Regions from separate parts of the Homo sapiens genome. Here all the other regions are linked to region 1. A link is a contact called in ENCODE Hi-C or POLR2A ChIA-PET data. All regions are on one chromosome and are shown on one strand. The core of a region is the stretch at or near the end of the contact, and the rest is flanking DNA. Distances in the headings are between cores, read along the strand shown.

Region 1 (4,209 bases), core at 1,153-3,652:
TTCCAATTTTCCATATTCCTATTTGGATTTATGGTAATAATGTTTTTTCTCATAAAGTCAGCTGCCAGGGCATTGACCAGTGCCTTCCATTACCTACTTTCCCTTATATGTTTGGAGAACTCTTATCCTATAGAACACCACTGGAGTATCCTCTTCTTTGCAGTCTTCCTTGATCTCCATGGAGAGAACATGTCATTATGACTTTCAAATCAGGCTGTGTGAACATCACCGTTCGTAACTTATCTTTTGGTCAGAAGTCTCAAACTGACACTCTAGGGGATTCTGGACTTAGTTTGGCCAAGAAAGTGTTTTTAAAACACTGTTTTTAGATAAGTTGCTGACATTTTAAAAATGAAAATTTTATGCCAGATTTTTAAATAATCTAGTAACATATCTGGCATTCTTGAGAAATGAAAGATGGGCAACACTGGGTCCACATTCTCACATGGGAGCAATTGCCTGGAGCAAGTGGGATTCTCACTTTGGACAGAGCATGCACTTGCCAGTGGCCCCAGCCCTCCCACTCCCTGTCTGGTTGTTTTTATCCCTAGTTTACCCCCTCATTTTTTGTTTTTCTTGAGATGGAGTCTCGCTCTGTCACCCAGGCTGGAATGCAGTGGCACAATCTCGGCTCACTGCAAGCTCCACCTGCCGGTTCACGCCATTCTCCTGCCTCAGCCTCCCCAGTAGCTGGGACTACAGGCGCCCACCACCACGCCCAGCTAATTTTTTTTGGTATTTTTAGTAGAGACAAGGTTTCACCATGTTAGCCAAGATGGTCTCAATCTCCTGACCTCGTGATCCACCCTCCTCGGCCTCCCTAAGTGCTGGGATTACAGGCGTGAGCCACCGTGCCTGGCCCACCCCGATTTTTTAACCAGCATAGCCCCTATGAACAAATATGGGGCTGTGAGTTTATGAGCCTTGCCATAGGCCCTACAGGCAGGAACTATGGCCCATTTGCTTAGTGTACCTGGCAGCTAGCACAGTACCAGGCACGTGGTAGGTGCTCAGGACATGTTCTGAATTGAACTCCCAAGCCCCACAGTCTCATTGTGCACATCTGCACACTCCACTCACATAGTTTTTCTGTTCCTAAATGTACCTTATGTGCTCCAAAGCTCAGTGTTCTTACACCTCCCTCATTTCCTCTGCCTAAGGGGCCAGGCCCACCTGGTTAGCTCCTGCTGAGCTTTTATACCTCAGCTCAAATGTTACTTTCTCTGGAGCCTTTCCCAGCACTTCAGGTTAAATCAGATCCTGCTGCAATGTACTTTCAGAGCATTGTAGACATTTTCTTCATTACCATGATTCGTTTGTTACAGGCACTTGAGTGGCTGCTTAACGTTCATTTGCCCCACTCAAGTATGAGCTCCAAGTGGGTATAATGTCACCATGGCCCACCGATGTATCACCATGTCTTGCCTAGCACCAGAGGCATAGGAAACGCGCAAAGTTTACAAGCATGAATGAATAAATGAACGATCGAGTGAATGAGCACTTTCAAGAGGTAGCCCTTAAAGACTGTAGGGGCCAGCGTGTCAGAGGTGTGGACGTCAGCTGTGCTCTGTGGAGCATTGTGGCACACCTGTCTCAGCCTGGCCGACCATTCTAGCATAATTTGAATATAAGTGTGTCTTTTCTGAGATGGTGTGCATCCTGAGAAAAGGGGCCTCTTGTTCAATCTTTATCTTCTGCATCTAATACAGGAAACTATATCAAACACAGAATTCAAAAGAAACATATATTGAATGGCCACACTTTTCAGCAAGTTTCTTTAAAAGGATGGCAGCTTCTCTAACTTATATATCACTCTCTTTCATTACTCAAATCGGGCTATATTCCAAAGCCGAAACAGTGCCCACCACATGTGACTGTGTTGCAGCCATCCTATCACCTCTGGCCATCAAGTTTCCGTTGGCCTACAGCCTATCTGCTGAGTTTTTGAGGCATTTTACAAGTATCATTAACCTCATCATGTTCAATAACTGTAAAAGTAGGAAAATCATTGAGTGTGCATTTAGAAAGACTCATGATCATGATGGAATTTAAAGTGAAACAATTTTACATGAGTAGGTACCTATCTAGTATTTGTGGAATGTTTCACTCCTGTCCAACAGGAAAAGTATCTTATTCATGTGGGGTTAAAAAATATTGATAACAGAAGGCTCAGTTCACACATGCCTCCTCATCAATGAGCCAGGGCACATAATTAGTTGACCAGAAGGCTCGCTGGGATTAATTAGCAGCTGTGTGTGAAAAGCTTGGTTCAGATTTGTAGCACGAAGGATAGGGGTTCTAGAATGGCCACTTCCTGGATTCACAGTTCAATCACGCAGGAGGATCTCAGGGCTTGGCTGTTGAAGTTGCTGGGGGCTCTTGGCTCCTATATGGACCGGTGTGGGCATGTGCACATCCAGCTACCGCCGGCAGAGGGCAGCAGTACGCTGCGCGTGTTCAATTTGCATCCCAGATTAGCAAATCCCCAAGGACCTACATAAGAAAGAGGGTGTCCCAGCACTACCCTAATTCCTTTTCACTGGGTATCAAGACTGATCTGAGTCATTGCAAACACAGACCTTTTACATTATGTTGGACTTTGGCTCATCTGAAATAGAGAAATGAATACACAACTAGGAGCTGCCATCACAGACAGGAAGTAACTTTAATTAAATATTGTGAAAGTTGAAAAGTTTTTACAGCTTGAATTTTTGCAAAAAAAAAAAAAAAATTTAACAATCTCTACAGTAGTTAGGTTCTCTAACAATTGAACTGTACAGTGTGTGTCTATTCAAAAAGTTTTGATAAGAAGGTGAAAGGTTAGTAGATTTAGAGATGACTTCATTTAAGCTGCATCCTAGTACAATGTGAGGCCAGGGCAATGTTATGCAATCCAGTCATCCAGAAGCTGTATTTTTTCCCCCAACACTGAAATCTTAATTTAATTCTTCATTTCATTTTCTTCTTAAAGCCATATTCTGTATTTAGGGGAACATCTTTTATTTGTAAAACTTTTGTGGAGAAGAAAGAGGATCAGAGGGCCAGAATGTCTTTTCATCTAATCAATAGAAATAGAAGCAACAAAACACAAATTATACACATTTTAAAGGCTCTTTGGACTTTCAAGAAGAGTTCTAACCACTGCACATGGCTGACAGATGGGTAGTGTCTGTTGTCAAGGTCTAAGCCGGACACCTTCCCGGCTGACCGTTCATTCCTTCAGAAACAGTTAAGGGGCTCACCAGATAAAATATGGCTTTAACTTGTGTACATCTTCAGGCCAGCGCTTACCACGCAAATTCAGATAACCTTTCTGAGTACCGAGAAGCAATGCGTCCACCTTGCTTACATTTTCCAGTTTTTTTTATTATTATTAGTCATCATTATTATTTCTCACCATGAAAAACAGCTTTCCTCCCTCCCCTACCCTCCCACAACTCCCCTCCCCCACCCACCCCAACCCATAAAAATCGCACTCTTGACAGCCTAGTGAAAACCATTGCAAAATCCATATGGGGGCATGCACAGTTGCAGCATTGTTGTAAATGATTTCTTGCTCTACTAGAAAAAGTTACATTGTCTTAAGGTAACAAAACAGTTCTTTTGTGCTTTTCGATTTCTTTGTTTTTTTTTTTTTCTTTTTTTCTTTTTCTTTTTTCTTAGAATGTTAGTGATGACTGACAGTTCTGGTGCACAGTTACAATGTACAAGTGAAATGAATATGATTTGCATTGTTAAGGCATCCAATCTGCTGGTTTATATTTATGTGAAAGACAGAGGAAATATACAAGCAGACTTAAGAAAGAAAGTATGTTCATTGATTTCTATGAAGTTTCTCCCTAGAATTTAATGCACAAAATGCGTCACTCCAAAGGGAGAGATTCCATGCATATTAATAGAGTAAAACAGCATTAGGGTTGTTTTGTAAGCTTCCAAAGCAAAGGATACATTTTTTTTTAAATCTACTGAACTAAATACTACAAGAATAATATGCTACTATTTTTTTTTTTTTGCCATATATTGGAAAAAACTTCTTAACTTACAAATAATACAAAAATAGACAATGACTTTTGGGTGGAAATTAAAAAAACTGAAGCATGGTTTATAACAATACTAAAAATAACTATAAATGAAATGTTTAAAAATCACATTGAAACAGCTAATACAAGTGTAGGTGACCAAACAAATACGCACTTTTCACGTAGCAAA
Region 2 (4,209 bases), core at 1,089-3,588, 290 kb before region 1:
AACCTACCACTCCAGAAGTACATACTCTTCTGAGTTATCATTGTAGATTAGCTTTGCTTGTCCCAGGACTTCATAATTATGGTTTAAAAGTTTAAATTAAAAGTAATTGCAAAAACCGCATTTTTTTGTGGTATCTGAATTCTTTTGCTAAAAAAAAATAGCTTGGAGAGTCATTCATGTTGCTATGCGTAACAGTGATTCATTCCTTTGAATTGCTGAGTAGTACTCTATTTTATAATTATATCATATTTTTTTCCATTCTCCTGTCTGGAAATTTGGGTTGTCTCAAGTTGGTGCTATTTTGAGCAAAGCTGCTATAAACATTCTTATCCACATCTTTTAAAAGCATATGTTTTCATTTCTCTTGGCTCTATACATATGAATAAATTGCTGGGTCATAAGTAGATGTAAATTTAACTATGAAAAACTAGTAGACTGATTTCTAAACTGGCTATACCATTTTACACTCCTATTGGCAATGTATGAGAATACTAGTTGTTTTACATTCTTAAAAGTATTTGATGCTGTCAGTCTTTTAAATTTTAACCATTCCAGTGGGAACATATGGTTTTGCATTGTGGTTATAACATTATCTTAACAAGTTAACCTTATCATTATGAAATATCCTTTTTTTTTTCCTCTGGCAATGCTCTTTGTTCTGAAGTCTACTTTATCTGATGTGAATATACTCACTCCAGTTTTCTTATATAATAGTATTTTTATGGTATACCTTTTTCATCCTTTTACTTGTAACCTATGTCATTATATTTAAAATGTTTTTTTCTTGTAGACACCATATGTATGAATTTTGCTACTTTTAATTAGTCTAGCAAGCTCTGCCTTTTTTTTTTTTTTTTTTTTTTTTTTTTTTTTTTTTTGAGACTGAGTCTTGCTGTATCGCCCAGGCTGGAGTGCAGTGGCACAATCTCGGCTCACTGCAAACTCTGCCTCCCAGGTTCACGCCATTCTCCTGCCTCAGCCTCCTGAGTAGCTGGGACTACAGGCGCCTGCCACCGCGCCTGGCTAATTTTTTGTATTTTTAGTGGATACGGGGTTTCACCATGTAAGCCAGGATGGTCTCGATCTCCTGACCTCGTGATCTGCCTGCCTCGGCCTCCCAAAGTGCTGGTATTACAGGTGTGAGCCACCGCGCCCGACTGTCTCTGCCTTTTAATTGCAGTACTTAGCAGTTTATATTTAATATAATTATTAATATGCTTGGGTTTTAAATATGTCCTATATTTTATTTAAGAAAGTCCTATATCTTCTTTGGCCTTTTTCTCTTTTTTCCCACTTTATTTTGTAGTAAACCAGTTTTTTGGGGTTTTTTTTTGTTTGTTTTTAGACATTCTATTTAATCTTCTCTATTCACTTTTTAGCTACATACTTCTACCTCTTTTTTTTTACTTTAATTAGCTTTTAATTTATTTCTCAGTCCTTATTTGCACAAGCAATAGCTTTTGATGTGGTTGATAAATTTCTCTTCCTTGAGAGAATTTCTTCTCTTGAATCCCAGGGCATCGTATGTGCCAGGTTTTCTTTTTCTCTTTCAGACCACTCCTTCTCAATCTCTTTTGCAGAGTCTTTCTGATTCTCTGACTTCTAAATTTTGGGGCCATTCTTTAGTTCAGTCCTTTTTTTCTTTATATACACCTTTTTTTTCTCTTTATATACACTCCCTAGGTTGTATAAAGGTTTTAAATACACTCAAATTTGTATCCCCAGTTTGATACCTCTCCCTGGAACTCAAGACCTGTTTATTCAATTGCATACTTAACATTTCCACTTGGAAGTCTAATAGGCATGTCAAACTCAGTGTGCCAAAACTGAGCTCCTGACATTCACCACCCCTCCCTTCATCTCTACCTCCATGCAGTCTAGATCCTCATTCAGTCTTCCTTATTTTAACTACCAATTTTCCCAATTGCTCAGGCAGAAACCTTGGTATTTTCCTTGACTCCTCTCTTCCTCTCACACCTCACTTCTAACCAATAAGCAATTTCTGTTAATTCTATCCTCAAAATATTCATTCACCCATCTCTCATCACTTCCACTGCCAGCCCAGGCAAAGCCATCATCAGCTCTCACCTGGATATTGCAGGAAACTTCTAACTCACCTCCTGCTTCAGCTTCTGTCCCTTGCAGTCTGCTTTTAGCACAGAAGTCACAGTGATCCTATTAAAACACACTTTAGGCCATGCCAGTCCTCACCTTTAACCCCCAAATTCTCTTCCATCTTACTGAAAATAACAGAATGAAGAGCCCTTTCTGTTATCTTCAGGGTCCTGCATGATCTGGACATATGACTACTTCCCACACACATTTTCACATGGCCTAATATCACATATCACCTTTTCAGAGGGGACTTTCCTGACCACACTCTATGTAAATATCACACTTCTCTCATAATTCATTTTTATCCTACTTTATTTTTTCTCTATAGAACTTTCTATTACCTGAAATTAAATATTTACTTGTTTATTATTTGTCTATCTCCCTAAAATAAAAGCTCTCTGTTGGCACTAGAACATGCCTAGTAAACAAATACTTCGAAAATATTTGCTCAATGCATATCTTTTTTCATCTTTGGTATTTTTTTTCCAACCTGGTAATTTGTTTTTTTATGTATGTCTGTGTGGGGTTTTTTGCTAAATTCTGTTAAATTTTTTTAAAATTTTAATTGTTATGAATACATAATAGTTGTACATATTTATGGGGTGCATGTGATATTTCGATACAAGTATACAATGTATAATGATCAAATCAGGGTAATTGGGGTATCCATCACCTCAAACATTTATCATATTTTTGTGATAGGAATATTTCAATTCCACTCTTCTAGTTATTTTGAAATATAGCATAAATATTGTTAAAAACATTCCAATTCCACTCTTCTAGTTATTTTGAAATGTACCATAAATTATTAACTATAGTTGCCCTTTTGTGCCACTGAACACTAGATCTTATTCTTTCTCCCTGACTGTATTTTTATACCCATTAACTGGGTCTTTACTCCTCCTCAATCCCTGCCACACCCACTGCTCTTCCCAGTCTCTGGTAACCATCATTTTACTCTCCAACTCCATGAGATCAATTTTTTCAGCTCTCACATATGAGTGAGAACATGCAATATTTATTTTTACGTATGTATGTATGTATGTGTGTATTTCAATGAAAATTCTCTTCATCTATACGTTTTTGGAAGACAGTGACCTGACTTAAACATCTTTATTTTCAACATATAGTGTAGACTTCCCCCAAAGGATAGCTTCTCAGACAGTATTTCCTGATCCATTGATTAATGATAGATAAAAGGGGCAGATATTTTTCCAACTTGTTTATTTGTTTGTTTTTATATATATATATGTATGTGTACATATGTTTGCACTTAAACTAGCAAATATTACCTTCTTATCTATAGGCTTTTGGAAGACAACAACCTCACTTAAGTATCCTTTGTTTTCAACACATAGCACAGACTTCCTGGAGACTGTTTTTGTATATGTAATTAAAAAAAACAAAAACAAAACAAAAAAAACCCAGAAGACTAACAGTCTAATTTTGAAAAAAAATCCACAGTCATGTGAATGACAGATGATTTTGGGTATGACTGGGGACTGGAATGGACACAGAGCTCTTTCAATTCTGTCTAACAAAGCCACAGACTAATGTTAAGGAATGTTTGTGTGATCTCTCCAGTGTGGAATCAGTACCCAAACACAGGAGTCTTTACAAAGATCCAAAATAATCATAAAACCATTATAACCACAAGCCCTCTTCAGAGTTATCCCCTCAATAGTGAATGCTGCCTTTTCAAGCCAACTCTTATATTGAGAGAAGGGTTGTAATATCTCCAGCCTGGAAGAAATCCCTATTCCTGTGGCTCATTTACTACATCTCTGTGGTTCTTGGAAGGAAGGATGGAGTGAAAGCCACCCCAGGCAGTTGACTGTGAATTCTAGTCTTAAGCAATGTATGGAGCACTTCAATAAACTTTGGCTATTTAGCCAGCCTTCGTTCCCTAGAGAAATACTGCCCAGCTATCCCCAAGCTCTGGTAGATTGTTTGCCACGGACAACTTATTGATTTATGGTCCTGGGCATTCTTAGAACTCTGCTAAGAGAAGGAAAAGGCATGATCACCTTGTAGGAGCTATGAAGGTAAAGCCTGCCTTCGAATCCTCAGGTAGCATAAGCAAGAGTACCGGGG
Region 3 (4,209 bases), core at 515-3,014, 260 kb before region 1:
ACTTGCACTGGCTTGTCTGGTTCTCTTAAACAAATAGTATTCACCTTCTCCAAAACGTTTCATCCCAGTGATTAATAGTTTACTTCGTGTCTGAGATGAGTTTTACCGTCTTAGAAAGCCACATTCCTCAGATCTTAGAGGGAAATAAAATAAGGAAATTACCATCACATGAAGCAAACAGAAAACAGTTGGAATCATTTCAGCAGACCAGAGAAGAGGGTAGCAGACACTGTTGATACTACCCACCATCCATTCCTCCTTCCTTTTTCTTAGAGGAACCCTGACTTTGTTCAGGTATCAACCTCTCCCCCATGAAGACTTGTGCCTTGAAAAACTTGACCCCATCTCCAGCCCCAGAAGTGGGCCTGATTGGGTTACTAATAATCTCATTCCCCTTGTCTGTGATTAGTTCAGCAAGGGCACATGACCCAGTCCTGGTCAACATGTAAGAAGTCTGATTACCTTGAAGCCACCATGCTGTGAGGAAGCCCAAGATACACAGAGAGGTCATGTGTAGGGTCTCTGGGCATCAGTCCTAGCTGAAGGTCAGCCTTCACGTCATGCCAGCCTAGGCCTTGACATGTGAATGAGGAAGCTTCCAGATGATTTCAGCCCTAAGTTATTTTAGTGACCCTCAGCTGAATTATCCCAGCCTGCTGAGGTCCTGGACATTACAAAACAGAGATAAATCATCTCCACCATGTCTGGCCTGAATTCCTGACCCACGATATTTGCAAGCACAGTAAAATAGTGGTTGCTTTATGCCAGTCAGTTTTGGGGTAGTTTGTTATACAGCTATAAATAACTAGGACACCTGTCATTCTTAGTTTGGTTTCATAACTTAGTGGCTCATGGCCTAGGCCTCCTTTTTAAAACAAAAACAAAATTAAATAATTTTGAGAAGAGTTTAGATATTTTGTGATTCACCCTTTCCAACTCTGATGCAATTGGATACTCCCTGGTTGGAGATGGTGTTTGATATTTTTTCAGTTCAGTTTCCTCCATCTAGAATTCTGATATAGACATATAGATGCAGCTGTTGATACTCTGTATCTGAAAACTGATAGAATGTTCTGAAATTTAATTCCATTCTATTTTCTGTATATCTTTCTTGAGAGGTTTTAATTGTTAGGCAAATTTTAAACCAATTCTGTATAGAATGTATAACTAATTAAAGTCAAAGTAACTCTCGCACTTGAGTTTTGTATTTCATTGCCTTTGCCCTCCTACACTGTAGGAAACATTGAATAGCGCCAGGCTTTTGAGCATCTGGAAATCCTATACAATTCAGGCTGTGAATAAAAATATTCTACCATTTCCTGGCCATTTTGTTCTGTTAAATACCAAAATTGGGTTTATTCCTTTGTAAATGATGAAGAGGGGGCAGAAATGAATGTATATTTCTAAAAACATTTTTATGTTTTAGAAATGACCATACTGTTTCATAAAATAGCTCCACAAATTAAGTAATTTTGAAAATCTGTTTCTGACTAAAACCCAGTTCTAAAAATGAAAGCATTCATTGATTAATTCATGCATTCATTCAATAACTATTTATTGAGTATCCATTATGTGCTAACCATTATGTTGGGTAATGGGAATTCAGAGGTGAACAAACCCAAAGATTTCTCTTGGAGGAATTCTAAAGAGACATAGAAAATGTTTTCCTGGTGATTACCCTCCCTGAGCTTGGTTTCAGTCCCACTTCTGCAACAGCTGCAGAAGGTCTCAGAAGCACATTTGCAATATCTCCAGCTACTTTGTCACTGTTGGCAATAGGCAGGAAGAATCTTAGGTGGAGCTGTTCTTTTGCTAAATTAAACAATGATCAAAACTCTGCTCATTTTTTCCATCACTAAATGTCATCTAATTTCCCCTGGCTGTTAAGACAGTATGTGTGTGTGTGTGTGTGTGTGTGTGTGTGTGTCTGTGTGACAAATGCATAAAGGATCATACACACAGAAAAAAAAGCAAGTAAGAAAATATACTGGGTGAGGCATAATTTACCACACAGTTAAAAAACAATGTGTACTCAGCCCATAAAAGATATTTGCTACTTTAAGATGTTGCAATGGACATCTGTTGATTTGCCTGACCACCATATGTTACTTTTCCTAGTAACATCACCCTGTTTTTGTGTACAGAAACCAATTCTCACTCTGTGTTTTGAGTGTGGTGAACCCTACACCCCAGTTCTAGGAGTAGCCATGTGACATAAGCTGCCAATCACCATAGGACAATCCTCAGGCCACTATGATTGGCTTAGTGGCAACGACATGACTCAAGCTAGTCCAATGAGAGCTTACTCCAAGATCCTAAAACAGCCTGAATAGAGACACCTGGTCTTCCCAAGTTGCTCTGGGATTGTGACAGGATATGATGTATCCTTGGGGTTCCTGGCTGCCATCTTGCTATTACATGGGAAGATTTATCCAGAAAATGGAGCCAACTCAGGAGAAGGTAGATCTGAGATAAAGAGAGAAAATCACATCCCACAATATTTAAGCCATTTTGCCCAGACTGAAAATTTCTTAACATTTCTTTTTTTGCTGTTTTTTTTAATTAGCAAACCTGCCAGTTTTAGTAACTTCTGTTTCTCTAGATGTTTGCAAACTAACCAGTGTATATCTAGTACTTAAACATGCACTTTGCTTTAATAAGCTGCCTTTCAAGTCATTAGAGAAGGATTTAGAGGTTAAAGAATGATGTGGTAGGTAATTTATGTTTGAATCAACCTCCTCTTTTATAGACTATGTTAAAAAGTGCCTATAAATATTTCTTCTTGGCATCTTCAGCAATCTTAATGGGTTAAGTGCCCAGCATGTTCTACATGAGGTTCAATTCACAGTGATGTACCTGAGCAGGAATGGACTTCCCTCTTACTTACCATTTCCGTTCTCTTGTTTCCATCACTACCTCAAAGTCTGTCTCCTCTGCAGTTCAGGCAGTGTATCTCTGAGAAGGTCACTAAAATATATGTTCCTGGGCCAGGCGTGGTGGCTGTATCCCAGCACTCTGGGAGGCCAAGGCAGGTGGATCACCTGAGGTCGGGAGTTCAAGACCAGCCTGACCAACATGGAGAAACCCCATCTCTACTAAAAAATACAAAAATTAGCTGGGCATGATGGTGCATGCCTGTAATCCCAGCTACTCGGGAGGCTGAAGCAGGAGAATCACTTGAACTGGGGAGGCAGAGGTTGCGGTGAGCCGAGATGGCGCCATTGCACTCCAGCCTGGGCAACAAGAGCGAAATTCCATCTGTGTGTGTGTGTGTGTGTGTGTGTGTGTGTGTGTGTCTGTCTGTCTGTCTGTCTGTCTGTTCCTGGCCTTAAGCCCTTGCTCCCACTAGGGGCTTAAAGATTCTGATTCCTGTAAACCTAGGTGGGAATCCAGGAATACCCATTTTTTCACAAGCGACCCAATAATCTCACATGAGGTACTCCTTGTTAAGTACTGGTTTAAGGAATTAGAATCCTAAGGGAGAATGGCTGGAGGGATCTTTACGTATAATCTAGTATAGTCTTAACCTCCAATATTAATTTCAGAGGTTGAGACCCAGAAGTGAAAGTAAATGGTGTCAGCACTGGAATGCAAGTCTGTTAAATTTCTCCAAAACCCTTTCTACTGCACTTGTATGGTCTTCACATTCAAACCTGAAACAGAATGCAGTTGTGCTCTCCCCAATAGTCTGAACTCAATATTAAATTTTTAGAAAAAGAAAGAGGATGCAAGAATAATGTGAGACCTCTTAGCTGGTGGATAATGCTATCCTGATGTGGTCTCTGATCAGTTATTTTGCTTATAGGACAGAGAACATCTGTAATGATAACCTGGCTGCAATTTACTGAGAATATAATATGTGCTACGCACTGTACTCATAGATGTATTCTTTCTTTTAAAGTTCAATCGTGCCTAGAAAAGAGGCACTAGCACTGCCTCTGAATGTGAAAAGTGAAGTGAAGTAATTTGCCCCAAATCACTCAGCCAGGATGCAACTGTGATTTCAATCCCAATAGGCACTGGTAGCATGCCTTTCTCCCTCTCCTTTCTCTTTCTTCTCCTTTCTCTCCATCTCCTCCTCCTTCTCACCAAGGACTAGATCCATGACCTCAGCTGGCAAACCTACAAATATGGACGATTTGTCATAAGACAAGAGTGGCTGGCAGTGTACACCATCCCCATCTAGTACTTTAGAATGGAGTGAAAAGC

The links. A loop is a pair of places that touch in the nucleus more often than their neighbours do. ChIA-PET counts read pairs that join two places held with the same protein, here RNA polymerase II (POLR2A). Pooled maps may share reads with other maps.
Region 2: a loop to region 1 is called in a pooled map, with 3 times the contacts of the local background. The contact joins the promoter of LINC02227 here to the enhancer-like site in region 1. A Hi-C loop is called at or near these places in 2 of 168 maps with a recorded cell type or tissue (OCI-LY7 and Ramos) and 5 of 50 pooled maps. POLR2A ChIA-PET finds 5 or more read pairs at or near these places in 1 of 52 experiments (GM12878).
Region 3: a map of heart left ventricle shows a loop between it and region 1 (2.1-fold over the local background). The contact joins two enhancer-like sites. A Hi-C loop is called at or near these places in 2 of 168 maps with a recorded cell type or tissue (heart left ventricle and heart right ventricle) and 3 of 50 pooled maps. POLR2A ChIA-PET finds 5 or more read pairs at or near these places in 1 of 52 experiments (OCI-LY7).

What each region holds. Positions count from the first base shown.
Region 1 is chr5:158,693,274-158,697,482 of GRCh38, forward strand. It overlaps EBF1 (EBF transcription factor 1), which reads right to left. Exons shown (of 16, transcript NM_024007.5): 16 at 2,647-4,209. Among named protein-coding and RNA genes, the nearest start is that of LINC02227, 290 kb to the left of the region's middle. Within about 2 kb of position 2,403, at least 7 of the 41 ENCODE cell types and tissues checked have a DNase peak (open chromatin) inside an H3K27ac peak, as active enhancers do; they include OCI-LY7 and heart right ventricle, where a contact is called at or near this core.
Region 2 is chr5:158,407,435-158,411,643 of GRCh38, forward strand. It overlaps LINC02227 (long intergenic non-protein coding RNA 2227), which reads right to left and starts at 2,339. Exons shown (of 7, transcript NR_109888.1): 1 at 2,212-2,339.
Region 3 is chr5:158,429,712-158,433,920 of GRCh38, forward strand. No RefSeq gene overlaps it. Among named protein-coding and RNA genes, the nearest start is that of LINC02227, 22 kb to the left of the region's middle. Within about 2 kb of position 1,765, at least 7 of the 41 ENCODE cell types and tissues checked have a DNase peak (open chromatin) inside an H3K27ac peak, as active enhancers do; they include OCI-LY7 and heart right ventricle, where a contact is called at or near this core.